Regions from separate parts of the Homo sapiens genome. Here region 2 is linked to region 1. A link is a loop called in an ENCODE intact Hi-C map of the cell type or tissue named here. Cell type or tissue: Caco-2. All regions are shown on one strand. Each heading gives the region's core, and the rest is flanking DNA. Links, peaks and the distances in the headings are about the cores only.

The links. Peaks named below come from ENCODE experiments on the same cell type or tissue, not always from the same donor. Only the 100,000 strongest peaks of a DNase experiment are listed, where the experiment ranks them.
Region 2: a loop joins it to region 1, with 5 times the contacts of the local background. A loop is called at or near these places in 2 of 110 quality-filtered maps.

What each region holds. Positions count from the first base shown.
Region 1 is chr1:183,921,589-183,929,425 of GRCh38, reverse strand. It overlaps RGL1 (ral guanine nucleotide dissociation stimulator like 1), which reads right to left. Exons shown (of 18, transcript NM_001297671.3): 17 at 7,090-7,204; 18 at 894-3,321. The coding sequence ends at 3,134. Among named protein-coding and RNA genes, the nearest start is that of COLGALT2, 110 kb to the left of the region's middle. In Caco-2, for the core only: no CTCF peak of the experiment used is centred there; a DNase peak (open chromatin) is centred at 3,345.
Region 2 is chr1:183,992,102-183,999,938 of GRCh38, reverse strand. All of the region lies in intron 1 of COLGALT2 (collagen beta(1-O)galactosyltransferase 2), which reads left to right. Among named protein-coding and RNA genes, the nearest start is that of COLGALT2, 42 kb to the left of the region's middle. In Caco-2, for the core only: no CTCF peak of the experiment used is centred there; DNase peaks (open chromatin) are centred at 3,298 and 3,748.

The DNA of each region.
Region 1 (7,837 bases), core at 2,279-4,778:
TATTATTAAAATTTCTACTTGGCTTCCTCTAAAAATTCCACAAGGGCACAGAACATTTGATAATTTGGATCCATTTAGAAATCTACTAGAAAATAATCCTGGGAACTTTTTAACAGTATGATAAATGACAATACTGTGCATCTGTCCAGTGAAGCTGGCCTCAGACGTAATGCCTTTGGGGAAACTGCATGGATCAGTTTAAAAGGATTTCAAGTGTAATTCTTTCGGGAATGCCTTTCCTCCCTCCATGGAGGTCCCCCTGGCTTCCAAGGCACCATGGGCGGTTTCAAGAATTATGCAGGTGGTATCCATCACAAAATGCGGGGAAAGGCTCTCAGAAAGGTGACAAAATGCTAACTTGGACCCTCACTCTAAGTTGGATTATTAAGTGTCCCCATGCCGGGTGCGGTGGTTCATGCCTGTAATCCCAGCACTTTGGGACGCTGAGGTGGGCAGATCATCTGAGGTCAGGAGCTCAAGACCAGCATGACCAACATGGTGAAACCCCACCTCTACTAAAAATACAAAAATCAGCTGGGTGTGGTGGCTCACGCCCGTAATACCAGCTACTCAGGAGACTGAGGCAGAATTGCTTGAACTGGTGCAGCGGAGATTGCAGTGAGCTGAGATCGCACCACTGCACTCCAGTCTGGGCGACAGAGTGAGACTCCATCCCTAAGAACAGCAATCTAGCAACGGCATCATCTCTGACTGCAGTCTCCTAAGGAAGTCATTCTTTCCCCCAAAGGCTTGTGACACTTGCCAGTGGGGAGGATCCCACCTAACTCTGCCACTGGCTTTCCCTGTGCTCCTCCAACCAATTCAGCGGGCTTCCCAAAAGCTTACTGACACACTGGAACCCAAAACCCACCTGGTTAATAATCCAGATACAATCCCTTTGGGTCTGGCAGCACATGCCAGCCAAGTCCCAAACTAGTTTATTAGTTTAACCAAAAGGTAAACAGATGATGGAGATGCAGAAAGACAAGCATGCGAGCAGCTAAAAGCATTACCCGGCTGTCCACCAGGAAACAAATTTAAGACATTTAAAGTGGCATTAAATAAATGAAGCTAAGTTTTAGCTACTTGGAATTTCCATTGTCTTTAAAAAAGGTAAATATATATATATTTTACATTGCAGTATATAAATCTAGACTCTACATATACAGTATAAATACACAGGATGAACACGGGCACAACATATATGTCTTGGTGGTCACGCCCTCAACCAGGCCAATGGTTTTATTTATTTTTTTTTTTTTACCTTCGCACCAAGAATATCAGGCTGAGGCTACATATACTTCAACCTGCATGAGGGCTGCCACCCTGGCCATCTCTCCTACAAGCACAGAAGCACAAATCGAACAGGGATTGAAAACAGAAGAAAGTGCTTTTTGACTAGTTGAAACCCAGTCAGTCTTTACAATGTGTAGTCCAATCTCCTGGAAAGACCAAAGGAAATTGGAGGACTTCCTGGCCCGTTCTTCGGTCCATTGCCGCAAATCTCTAAACTTTCCCTGGTGCTTCTTGTGGAATTCACATGGCTATTTATGCAACGCAAATCCCACACAACTTTTAGGAGCTGTATTATGGGATTAAGAAAAAAAAATAGCTCCATGTTACAATCTGCACTTCATATTCCGGGTTTGTTCTCTAAATTTTTGGAATAAAAACTGGTATTTTGAGAATCATTTCTTAAAAAGGACAACATTCTGAAAGTGCTTCTTACACATGTCAATATTCCACATATGGCTTTTAGTTCAAACCCCAGCACAGCTCAGACTTGGAAGGAAGAGTGTGATGGTGTTATGAGAGACAAAAGTGTCACTTAACAATGATACTGTGATAGCAAGCACGGGAACCTGGAAAAAAAAAAGTTATTGATTCCATCTGGAAGAATGTACCTCTTAGACAAATGATTCAGATAATCTATACAGCCCCATCTCTTTCCCCACGACTAGGCACAGTAATGCTATAAAAGTAAGTAAAATAGGATGCTGTTATCAGCAGGGAACATCTTCTGAGGGGCTATTAACGGGACAATCACTGTTCAGAAATCTTTCACAAGCTCAAAATAATCAAACGTAGTCAATTGCAGTAGAAATTTCCACACCTGAGGAATAAATTGCACATAATAAAGAGGTACTAAGATCCAGATGGCAAAAGACTCCAGACACATAGTTTTACATGCAAAAGGCAATCAGAGAAGGCAATGAAGCAGTGACATTCCAAGACAGATAAGAGTCCAAATGAGTCACCATTCTTTTGCGCTTTCTTTTCTGGCTTCATTACCAAAGAACATGGTTATTTGTGCAATGATTATGATATGTTCTTTAGGGGGAAAACGGAAATACACGGGGTTGCCAGAAACTGAAATGAGCTTGTTTCAGGAGCTTGACACCTCCAGAGGTGTCATGATGGCTAGACCAGTGGGGCGATGGTCCTCCGAAGCTCCTCCTGGCCTCCCTAGGGTAGCAGAAAGTGGCAGATGCAGGCAGAGGTTGAAGGCCACCAGCTCATCCAAACCCTTTCCAAAGTGGCCTTTCATACAGCCTGTGGCAGTTCCAGCCTCTGCAGTTGTTTTTATCTGGTGGCACTTGATTGAGAAAGTCATCCTCTCCCTTTATAAAAATAAAGTTTGGGCTTCTTGTAATACTGGCACAAAGGACACTCTCTATTCCCAGGACTGATTCCATTTACTCAGAATATACGAGACTAGGTTCTCAGTTTCTTCTATTTCCCTGTAAAAAGTGACCTCAACTTCCCAGGCCATTGTGCAAATTTGTTTTTCCATAGTCCATACTATCCCATAAAGTCCCTCTTATATATTTTTATATAGATACACATGCATACCAAATACATGTGCATATATATGTTTTAAATGTTGGTAATTCTGCATTTTAGTCTCAAATGAGTCAAAGAGAATCAGTGAATCGTTCATCCTTTTCATGTCAAATTCATTTCCAGTTTCCCCACGGTGCCTATCATAATGCTTTGCACACCACAGGAACTCAATAAATATCTGCTGACTTCACCAATGATCCTCGAACACCGGATGGTAATTGCAATCACCGCAGCCTGTTTCTCAGCCCCACTCTGCCTTTGGCAAACAAGGGGCCACTGGTCCCTCCCTTCAGAGGGTGATTTTGCTGTGTCTGTTACTCCAGCAGCCCCGTTTAGCTGTCCTGGGCAACGTCAAGCTGGTCCGGCTACGCAGTTTCACTTGTTCTTCCATGGAGTTCTTTTTGCGCAAAATGAAGTCAAAGTTCACTTGGCTGTTCATGGCATAAAAGACATTTGCTGAGTCTGGAATCACAAGTTCTGAAAAAGATAAGGAAAGATAAGATGGTCAGCTTGTGGAGGTCAGCTCAGTACTGACAACGGCAGCTGTAAACCTTGCCCAGACACAAGAACGGGACTACGGCCCTTCATCTCTGGAATGTGACCTGAACCAGACAGTGATCACCATCACTACCCCAAAAATTGGCCCCAGCTTCTCAATCCCAATTTAAAAAATTAGTACAAATGAGATTTTAGAAATTCGCTCCATGAATTAAATGTTCCAATAGAAAATGTTAAAACTAGAAAAAAAGTACAGTAGGAAACAGAGGCCAAGAAAAGTTAAAGAAAATTCCCAAGATGGCAGCTAGTGAATAGCAGAACTGGGATTTGAACTCGGGTTTCGTTTCTCCTGCAGTCCATTTTCCACCCCAGTATGCAGATTTTCTCAAAGACTAAGAGAATCCAATGACATAGAAAAAACAGAAAATCTACAGCACTCCAGAATTCTACTTGAAATATTGAAATATTTTTTGAAGTAATCCCGTCAAACGAGTATTTTATTTCCCATGTAGGAAAGTATGTATATTTTTTTAAAAAAATTTTACTTTAAGTTTTGGGATACATGTGCTGAACGTGCATATCTTTATTTTATAGTATTTTACTTTAAGTTCTGGGATACATGTGCAGAATGTTCAGGTTTGTTACATAGGTATACATGTGCTGCACCTATCAATCTGTCATCTAGGTTTTAAGTCCTGCATGCATTAGATATTTGTCCTAATGCTCTCCCTCCCCTTTTCCCCAACCCCCTGACAGGCCCCAGTGTGTGATGCTCCCCTTCCTGGGTATCTGTCTGCTAATATGAATTTGGGTATTGTATTTGTTGAGAGAAGGAAACAGGCTGGTAGAAAACTCCTCTGTACCTTGTCACTTCACAGACAGTGACTGTCAGGATAGGTCTCTTCTCCAAGTGCAGAAGGAGCAGCAAATATTGCAGCAAATATCCCCTTCTTTTAATATTTAAACTATTTTCAATTTCAATGATTCCCAACTAGACATCTGTAATTTTTGAACAAGGATTGTTCCAAGTGTAATATGAAATCATCAAAGCAAAGTTATTTTGACTCAGTTTTATTTTATTTATTTAAGTTATTTATTTATTATTATTATATTTTTTGAGATGGAGTTTTGCTCTTGTTGCCCAGGCTGCAGTGCAGTGGCACAATGTCAGCTCACTGCAACCTCTGCCTCCCAGGGTCAAGTGATTCTCCTGTCTCAGCCCCCCAAGTAGCTGGGATTACAGGCGTGTGCCACCACCCCCGGCTAATTTTTTTTTTTTTTTTTGTATTTTTTTGTATTTTTAGTAGAGGCGGGTTTCACCAGGTTGGCCAGGCTGGTCTTGAACTCCTGACGTCAGATGATCTACCTGCCTCGGCCTCTCAAAGTGCTGGGATTACAGGCGTGAGCCACCATGCCCAGCCTCACTTTTATTTTTGTTTTTTAATTTTTATTTTATTTTTACTATACTTTAAGGTCTGGGGTACATGTGCAGAACGTGCAGGTTTGTTACACAGGTATATATGTGCCACGGTGGCTTGCTGCACCCATCAACCCGCCATCTACATTAGGTATTTCTCCTAATGCTATCCTTCCCCTAGTCTTCCACCCCCCAACAGGCCCCGGTGTGTGATATTCCCCTCCCTGTGTCCATGTGTTCTCATGTTCTCATTGTTCAACTCCCACTTATGAGTGAGAACATGCAGTGTTTGGTTTTTTGTTCCTGTGTTAGTTTGCTGAGAATGATGGTTTCCAGCTTCATCCATGTCCCTGCAAAGGACATGAACTCATCCTTTTTTATCACTGCATAGTATTCCATGGTGTATATGTGCCACATTTTCTTTATCCAGTCTATCATTGATGGGCATTTGCGTTGGTTCCAGGTTTTGCTATTGTGAATAGTGCTGCAATAAACATATGTGTGCATGTGTCTTTATAGCAGAATGATTTATAATCCTTTGGGTATACACCCAGTAATGGGATTGCTGGGTCAAATGGCATTTCTGGTTCTAGATCCTTGAGTAATCGCCACAAGAAGGTATACAGTATTTAGCACTCAAGTGTAATGAGTATTTGAAAAAACAAACAGAATTAAAAAAGGTAAAATGTGCAAGTCTAGCTCTGTGGTAGTGGGGTCGGGGAGGCAACCAGAGAGGCATATGGTTGTAAAACTGGACAAATTGAGTCTTAAGTTAACTTCAAACATTGATATCCAACAACAAGACTGATATGAGCAGGTTCCAAGTGACTCCTGTACATTCTGTGCACAAAGGCTCAGCGGAGAACAATCCCCTCAAAGTGTCCCATGCTGCTGCCCACATACTCACAGGTCAGTAATAATAGTCCTCACAGTTATATATCACTTAGTGTCTCCCCATGTTCAGGTACACGATTTCTTGTTATCTTCAGAATCGCCCTGTGATATATGAGGAACCAGCAGGGTATTGTCTCTAATTAAGGACCAAGGCCCGGGGGTCCAGCAGCTTGCATTTAGGACCACACAGCTGGTGGGCAACACTGGGTCCTGGCTACCCCTCGAGACTCCTGGACCTTTAGACCCACCAGCCTCACCTTAGTGCTGTGTTGTAAGCAAAATGGTACAACTTGAGACCATCTTTTAGGCTTAGAATTATAATTATAATTACATCAAAAGGTTATAACTGAGAAAGTGTTGCCCCACAGCCTAAGGCTCAGCTGAATGAATGAGAAATCTTCCAAGAGGAAACTGAAAAAGAATTTTCCCAGAGGCTGTAGCTTTTAATCTCTAGGAGAAGGTAGTATTCTAATTTCAGCCACTCTCCTCTAAACCAGCAATAGAGCCCTGGGTGACATGCTGATCCCATAGCCTAGCTTGTGGAATGCTTCTCACTTATAGGGGACACTGCTTGTTGGTGAGCAGAGGACTACTTAAGGTGGCTGCAATGGACAGTTTGGGGTCTGGCGGCAGAAAGGGTTGGCTTCGGTCAACAATATTTGCTGCTCCTTCTGCACTTGGAGAAGAGACCTATCCTGACAGTCACTGTCTGTGAAGTGACAAGGTACAGAGGAGTTTTCTACCAGCCTGTTTCCTTCTCTCAACAAATACAATCCCCAAATTCATATTAGCAGACAGATACATGCAAGGGTGATTATTTCCCCCAAAAAGTATTTCATAAAAGAGATTTCTTTAAATAATATGTTCCCAGGCATATTGAAGCCTTTCATAGATTACCAGTTCTTTGCCTCAATAAATGTGAGGTAAATAACCTTCAAGTTAGAGGTTTGTGTTATTTTAAAATTGATCATGAATAAAGAAAATACCTTTCATACATGATTAATTGAAATGATGAGAAATTATTACAGGAACCACTAAATTTCAGATTCACACACAACTTAGAAACACATTCTTGGGTAAAGGAGGTGTGTGGCCACCTGCAATGCCCAACAGACTCCCCTACCCTCTGCCTCCTGGCACAGGGAGACACTTCTTCCTAGAAAAGTGTTTGAAGAGCTCAGAAAGACTGGGCAGAAGAAATACTCATCAAAATCGCAGGAAAAACAAGAGCTGGGGAATCGGAGAGCGGTTTGAGATACTTAATTCCACAAGTGAGGTGATGGCACGGTTGTTCACCCTTGCACTATCAAAAACCACCACTAGGTCCCAATAAAACAATACGTATCCGTTTTCTGCCTTCTAAACGCGGAGCACTGTGGACATGTGCTAGCCACCTGCCCTGGGAAGGAACATGCCTGTCTCGGAAGGATGCCCACCTTTGTCCTCCGAGATGACCTGCACCAGCTCGTACTCCTCGGCGGGGTCTGAGTCCAGATTGTGCTTCAGCATGGCTCTCTGGATCACAGCGGGGGTTTTATCCTGGCTCGTCAACTGCAAAGACAATGAACAGGTTTGTAAAGTACTTAGCTTCACGTTTCCTGAGGGAGTTCTCCTGACCCTCTCATTCTTGCTGTCTTGTGTTGTGATGCCTTTCCAGAAAGAACGGACTCGTGGAATTGGAACTGGACCAAGAGCCAGGATCCCTGGTTTCTAGTCCTGGTTCTACCCTTAGCAGCCACAGATGATGGGCGAGTCACCTAATCTCTGAGTCACAGCGTCATCCGCTATTAAAATGGAGAGAACGCTTTCCTTGCCTATCTCCTCCACAGTGGTTGAAGTTCCCGTGAAAGAATATATATGAGGGAATTGTGAAAAATGCAAAGCATTATTAGTCCTGGCCCAAAATTATCCTCCCATGTTGAACTGCTTCTATGGCACTGGTTACAACCCACGGGATAAAAATGGTCGCAGTTCTGCCCATTGACCATTTCAAAAAGTACAGGTGACCCTGTGATTCAGCAGTCCCACTCCTAGGCATTTACCAAGCGGAATAAAAACATACGTCCACAAAAGGACTTGTACACAAACATTCATAGCAGATTTATTCACAATAGCTAAAAACTGAATCAATCTGAATCTCCATCAACAGGAAAAGAGAATAAATCGTAGTATATTCATAATAGA
Region 2 (7,837 bases), core at 1,903-4,402, 71 kb before region 1:
CATATAAAGACAGAAATTAATGAAATAGAAACTGAAGATATCAAAGAGGACTAATAATCCAATATATGGTTCTATGAAAAGAACAATAAAATAAAATCCTGGTAAGACTGGTCATACAAACAGTATAAAGGATGAAAAGGAGAATACATAAATAATGATGTAACTAATATTGAGAATATAAGAATGCTATAAATACATTTATACTAATAAATTTGAGAAATTAGGTAAAATATTTAAAATTCTGAGAGAAATACATATAACAGTCTGACTCATGAAGAAAGAAATCCTGCACGTTTTTATAAACATTGAAGAAATTGAGTCAGTAGTTTAAAATCTTCCCCCAAAGAAACCATTAGGCCCAGAAGATTTTATAGGCTTTATATATTATTTCATGAAAAGATCATTCCAACATTATATATACTCATTGAGTGATTAGAAAAGCAGGGAATACTTTTTCCAATTTATTTCGTGAGGTTAACATAACGTAATACTAAAATCATATGAGGACCGTATAATAAAAGAAAATACTACCTAATTTTACCCATATACATAAATGTAAAAATCCTAAGCAAAGTACTAATAAACCAAATCCGACAACATAGCAAAAAGATACTGCATTGAGTTGAGTTTACACCAGGAATGGAAAGTTAGCTCAACATTAGAGAATCTACAGATGCATTTTATCATATCGACAAATTAACGGGAAAAAGCCATATGTTCATCTCAATAGATGCAAAAAGTGTTTTATTTCAGCAATCATTCGAAACAAAACTCTCACCAAGAAAATTTTCTCAACCCAATAAATGCTACCCACAAAACAAAACAATAAGAAAAGCCAAACACCAAAGCAGACTGTAACAAATATCATATTTGATGGTGAAATGCTATAAATAAAGGAAGTAAAAGGTTAAAAATTAGAAAGGAAGAAGTAAAGCAATCATTATGTATGTATGTAGATATGATTATCTACAGAGAAAATGCAATAGAATTTGCAGATAAATTATACAAATTGGTAGAAAAATATAGCAGAATTCACATATGAAAGTCAACTGCATTTCTGTTAGATACCAACTGAGTATCTAACAGATACTCATTTATTTAAAAATATTATTTATAGTAGAAACCAAAAATGTAAGGTACCTAAGAATAAATCTAACAAAAATAATATCTTTATGAAAAAATTCTGAAACTTTATTAAAAACATTAAGGAAGGCCAAAATAAATGTGGAGACATAGATGTACATGGAAAGGAAAAATTGATAAAGATAATGATTCTCTCCAGACGATTAATTTAATGCAATTCTAATAAAAATCCCAAGAGGATTGTTCATGCACTCTGAGATGCTGATTATAAGATTTATTTGAAAGAACAAAGGACCAAGAATACTCAAGTCATTCAAAAAGCAAAACAATAAGATGAGGGGACTTTCTATCAAAAGACATCCTAAAAATAGTGGACAAACAACCCATAAAGTGGGAAATCATTTTTGCAACCAACAGAGGAATAGTATTGAGAATCAACCAACCGACAGAGAAATAATGTAGAGAATCAACGAAGAACTCATGAATAAAAGAGAAAAATCAAAGAACCTAACAGAAAAATGGGCAAAAATACAAACAGGTTTCACAAAAGAGGAAGCACATGAATGACCATAAATATATGAAACATTCCACCACCTGATAAGTAATAAGGAGATGCAGATAAATACCACAATAATGTATCGTTTCTCAGCAGCCAGGTTGGCAAAAATTTTAAAATCTGACAACATTCTAAGCATTGCTGGGAATATATATGCAATAGACACTTGCATATACTGCTCCTGGGACTATCAATTGGTGCAACTACTTTGAAGACAATTTGGCATTCCCTAGTAAAGTTGAACATATTCAGACCTATGACAGATCCAGGAATGCCACTCCTAAATGCACTATTGTTCATATACAGCAGGGGATACGTGCAACAAAGGTCATAGCAGCATTGTTTGTAATTGCAAAAATCTGGAAATATGCTAAATGTCCACTGACAGTCAAATAGATCACTAAATTATAGTATAATAATACAGTGAGGTATTACAGCATTGGCAGTGAATTTATCAACTACAGATAAAAGTATCAACATGTGTAAGTTTTAAGTCAGTGTTAAGCCTACAGAAAACACATGTAACATGAATCTATTTATATAAAGTTCAAAAACAGCCTAAAGTATAGTTTGTTTGGGGTTATATACATATGTAGTGAAACTATAAAGCAAGCTTGTCCAACCCACGGCCCATGGGCCACATGCAGCCCAGGACGGTTTTGAATGCAGCCCAACACAAATTTGTAAACTTTCTTGAAACATTATGAGGTTGTTTTTGCAATTTTTTTATAGCTCATCAGCTATCGTTAGTGTTAATGTATTTTATGTGTAGCCCAAGACAATTCTTCTTCTTCCAGTGTGGCCCAGGGAAGCCAAGAGATTGGACACCTCTGCTATAAAAAATACTAAGGGAATTAATAACCAAAAATTCAGACTAGAGATTATTGGCCGAGAAGGAAGAGGAGTAACTAGGGAAGGCACAAAGCGGACTTCAAAGAAATCTACTTCTTAAGCTAGGTGGTATGTACAAGGGTTCATTTATCATTCTCTTAAACGTCTATATAATCTTACATGGTAAAATTTATAGTAAGACATATAACAATTTATAATGTCTTACTATACAGAATACTGTGGGGGGAATCTTTTTTATTTTATGTTTATCTTCACAACAACTCCGTTAAGCAAAATGTGGTTTTTTTCTACAGAAAATGAACTTGAGAAGTAAATTGATTTACTTGAAATTCCATGCTAGGTTGATGGTGGGCTTGTGGCCAGACCTTAAGCCTCTTGTTCTATAGAGCTTTTTACACTGCCTGCCCCTGATCCACGCCATGAATTTGTTTATTCATTTATTCATTTGTCCATTCACTCATTCACCTCATGTGTATTGACCCCCTTCCTGACTCAGGCACTATACCATCGAAATTCTTTCGATAAGCTCAAAAATGTAAAAAAGCCTAAGTAGTTAATATTTTGATTGCCTGAGTGGCAGTGCCCTCTGGGTGCATATTCACCCCATTTATAATAGGTCATTTCCTCAACCCATGTAGTATTTACTTTCTTAGAGTCTTGGACACCTGCTGTATGTCCAGACCTTCAGTTTCTGTCAGTAGGTATTTCTCACTTGAGAGAGAACTGCAGGCTTCTCCAGTTAGCACCCTTGCCCTGTGTTTAGAGAAGGCCACTGCACTGAGGTTTTAAGGCAGATAAGCAGTGTCAGCTGACAGGTCCTCACCTCTAGGCAGGCCTTTGTTCACGAGGTGGGGAACTTAACAGAGCCTGCAGGAATGTCAAAACATTTACTTTTGTCTGAGGATAGATAACTTGGCAGAAAATACCCCTTTTCAGAGCTCCAGAGTCCAAAAAATGTTTTGAGCTAGGTCTCCTTATTGCATCTTCATGGAGTTTTCTGTCCATTTTGTCTTATCAGTCCTGAGTTTTAGATGTCTTTGTTCAGCACTGAAGCCCAATCACTGTCTACACCTTTAAATCGCCTTGTCTTTAGATGGGAATTCCAGCTTCTAAGGATTCTAAACATTATCACTTCAGCTTTCTGCCTTCTCTTTTTCATATAGATTTTCTTCTGTTAGCCTGAAGGGATCACAGGGTGATTTCCCTGAGGGTTTATCAGAGGTGCAGGGAAGGGGTGGGAGAAGCCTGTGCGCCTCCTCCCCAGCATGCGGGCCAGCTGTGGTCCAGTGCAGAGCTGTTTATTTCCTAACATTTATGGCCTGTCTTTCATGGGCCTGGCAGCGTACAAGGCATTGGAGGTCAAACCAGTTGGGACAAGACTAGAAAAGAATACTATAAGATTTAAAATACAAGAAACACAAGATTCGTTTACTTAGATAATTCAGGTAAAAGAGTTTAAAAGAACAGAGCTCAATAAGATTGAAAAGTTAAAAACACGTATTACAGTTGAGATTGAATATAAGGACAATAAATAAGGAGTAAAAAGGAGTAAAAATATAATAATAAAATGGGGTATACGTAATTTTTAAAGTAAAATGTAAGATTCAAAAGGAGAATAGGATAAGATGACAAATTAGAATACCCCATAAAAGTGCAATTAAAGGGATAAAGAAAGACAATAAACTTACATGTATTAAGGTAATTGGAATATTTTAAGTAAATTGGGATATTAAAGGGAAAAAAATGTGAAGAAAAACCAAAGGTTTCCTTAGAAAAACAAATAGTCAAACCAAAAAAAGAAAAAAAAAATACACACCCGCTGGAAGCAAACATACAAGGTAGTATACAAGAAGCCCTTGAGCGCTTGCTAGCCTGACGTGGCTCTGGCTTCCGGAGGCTGCGCCTCCACTGGCAGAATGTCCTGCTTGAAGAACTCTCTGGAAGCTGCCTAGGGATTTCTCCTGTTCCTCTCCCTCCAGCCACTGCTCACTCAAGAGGATGTTTATTTTACTGAGTTTGACACGTTTGTTGTATTCCACTTTGCTAAGGTTTTAAGATTTTTGTTCATCTATGTTCAGACATGACTATATGTGTTTTGAACTGTTCATTATAGGTTTGGAGTTCAAAAATCACTTTTGCCAGTGGTTAGATTTTTTAAAAATGTTTGGTTGTTTGGGAGATTTTTTTCTCTCAATCAGGGCCAAATGCCTTTTATTGGATTATAGCACTTATTTCTTTCACTGATGAAGTACTTACATTTGCAATTTTCTTGCTACAAGTTTGGAAATTTTATGTATTCAGAAATGACTATTGATATGTATTCATGTTATTGTTTTTCTTCTCTTTGTTTTTTTTCTAATGTTTATTCTTTTCATAGGTGATTTCTTAGTCTTTACAACAATGCAAATGTGGAAACTAAGGCTTATAGAGATGTTAAGTAATTTAGCCAGGATTAAATAGCTGAAGGGTTTCAAAAGTCACTTCACCATACCGCCTTCTGGATAAAATCTAATTTATCTATAGGCAGTATAGTCAAATACATTTGGCTTTATTTTCTATTTTTAAAAAATCTGACTAGATATAGGATCCTTGATTTTATGCCAGGTATTTTGTTATTACTCCCCATAAGACCTTACCAAAAAGAAATCTCTTCATTCCTTGCTTTTGAAAATTCACCTTTAATTTGCAGGTTAAGGCCAGGCGCAGTGGCTCACACCTGTAATCCAGCACTTTGGGAGGCCAAGGCGGGCGGATTACCTGAGGTCAGGAGTTTGAGACCAGCCTGGCCAACGTGGTGAAACCCCGTCTCTACTAAAAATACAAAAATTGGCCGGGCATGGTGGCACGCCCCAGTAATCCGAGCTATTCGGGAGGCTGAGGCAGGAGAATCGCTTGAACCTGGAAGGCGGAGGTTGCAGTGAGCTGAGATCACACCACTGCACTCCAGCCTGGGTGACAGAGCAAGACTCTGTCTCAAATAATAATAATAATTTGCAGGGTTAATTAGGCTTGAATCGTGGATCCATTACTTACTAGCTTTGTAACTATTTTCTCATCCATAAGATACGGAGAATACCTACTTCCTAGGATGTTGTAAGAATTAAAGGAGAGGCCAGGTGCGGTGGCTCATGCCTGTAATCCCAGCACTTTGGGAGGCCGAGGTGGGTGGATCACGAGGTCAGGAGATCAAGACCATTCTGGCTCACACGGTGAAACCCTGTCTCTACCAAAAATACAAAAAATTAGTAGAGTGTGGTGGCGGGTGCCTGTAGTCCCAGCTACTTGGGAGGCTGAGGCAGGAGAATGGTGTGAACCCGGGAGCTGGAGTTTGCAGTGAGCCGAGATCACACCACTGCACTCCAGCCTGGGTGACAGAGCAAGACTCTGTCTCAAAAAAAAAAAAAAAAAAAAAAAAAAAAAAGAATTACAAGAGAAAATGAGTGTGACTTATTTTACTGAATCCTTGTCTTGAGTGCTACCTTGTACCAAAAGGCTTCTCTTCTGTCTTCATACACATAACAGTCCTGATGAAAGTTTTGGTTCCTTTTGGATCCTCTGCTGAAGAAACTTGGGTCAGTGAGTTCAAATCTAGCTCTGGTAATGCCTAATTCCCTCTCTAAACATCAGGATGTGGGAATGAAAATAAGAATTTTAACAGCGACATGTTCTGAAATAATTTACAGAGGCAATTGAAAAATTAGGAAATTCTGGGGACATGAACTTTGAATGTTGGACATTGTTGGCTTCCTTCACATGGCACCTCCAAAAGAACATGGTGGCAGCTAGAGACTAAAGTATGCCTTAGACATGGCCTGACCTGGGGCTGGGGAAGGAAGGGTGTTCAGAGCTGCCCTTTGGTCTACTTGTTCCTCAGGGAGTCATTGGGTCCTTTTTTGGGTCTGAAAGGGAGGTTGCAGCCTTCTCCCTGCATTGGCTGGAGCTGGACTCTGTTTATAATGGTGCATACCAAATCCTCTTGCTGGATTTCTAATTTGGCTTAAAAGACACACCCCAATGAAAGCCAGAAAGAATTACTCACCTGTTGCCATATTTACCATCTACCACAATTATATTTGCTTGAACCTCTGTCCTGGCCAGATATTTCCTGGGTGCTGCCTTCAAAGCAACTGATTGCATTCCCCACTTCCTCTTAGATAAGTTACTGGGCTCCCCTGGAGCCTTCAGCAGCTTAATACCAAACAGCATCTGATTCCTTCCTGTTTCCAGAGCCCACATGAAAGTCAAACTTTCCAGATATGGATTATGAAAGAGAGAGGAAGTACCCCAAAAGTCATTTTGTCTTCTTTATCTGATTGTGTATTTCATTTTTACTGGTGAAAAATACATGTTTTAAATATTTAGAGTTTTCTTGTAAAAAGTGAGGATGGCATTTTTGCATCTAGTTATTCATTTAGCAACCCTTTACCCAGTGCTGATGCCAGGCACTGTCCTGGGCTTGAGGATACAGTGATGAGCAAAGACAGACATATCCCTGCCCTCATGGAGCTTATAAACCATTAGAGGAGAAATACATTATTGAGTACCATAGAAATAAATGTAGAATTACAACTCTGATAAGTACTAGAAAGAAGAGATACATGATCCCAAAAACCATATAACTGGGGGATTTTACCCATTTGGGGAGGTTGGGGAAGGCTTGAGCACCTTGGAAGTCTAGAGCCCAGTATCCGTGTCCTACCTTCCAAAGTCACCAGATGAAATCTGGAGCAAGCTTTTAAAAAGCTAGTGCATCAGGCATCCTTTCAACTGATAACTCTATTCACAGCAAGAGCAAAGATTCTTAAACCTATCTGTCAGAGACCAGATAAACAACTTGACTGAAAGTTTTGAGCAATATTAAAGAGGACAGTCAATCAATCATCATTAGGTGCCATTCATTCTTTAAGACATCATTGAAAATTATGAGTGCTTCATTGACTATATTTCTGAGGCATGAAGATGGCTCATGACCCATGGGGACTCTAAGCTGACTTAAATGATCTGTGGTCGCAGCAGTTTTACTGATAACGTGAAGCCTACTGATATACCTAGCACTTTGAAGACAAAGTTAGAATTTACCCTCTACTATCTTTAAAAGTATTTCCTTCTGTTTTAAACTTCACTCCAAAGGACAGCTTCAAAATAAGCCTCTTAGAGTAGTGGTAGATGGGACATCATGAGTCCAGCTGTCTGACTTATGTCTGGCTCTAATTCTTACTACCTCTGAGACTTTGGACATGATGTGTCACCTCTCTGGACCTGATTTTCCTCCTCTGTATAATGGAGATAGTAAGAATACTACATCATAGGGTTGCTGTGAGGATTAAATGAGATGTTGCTAGAGTT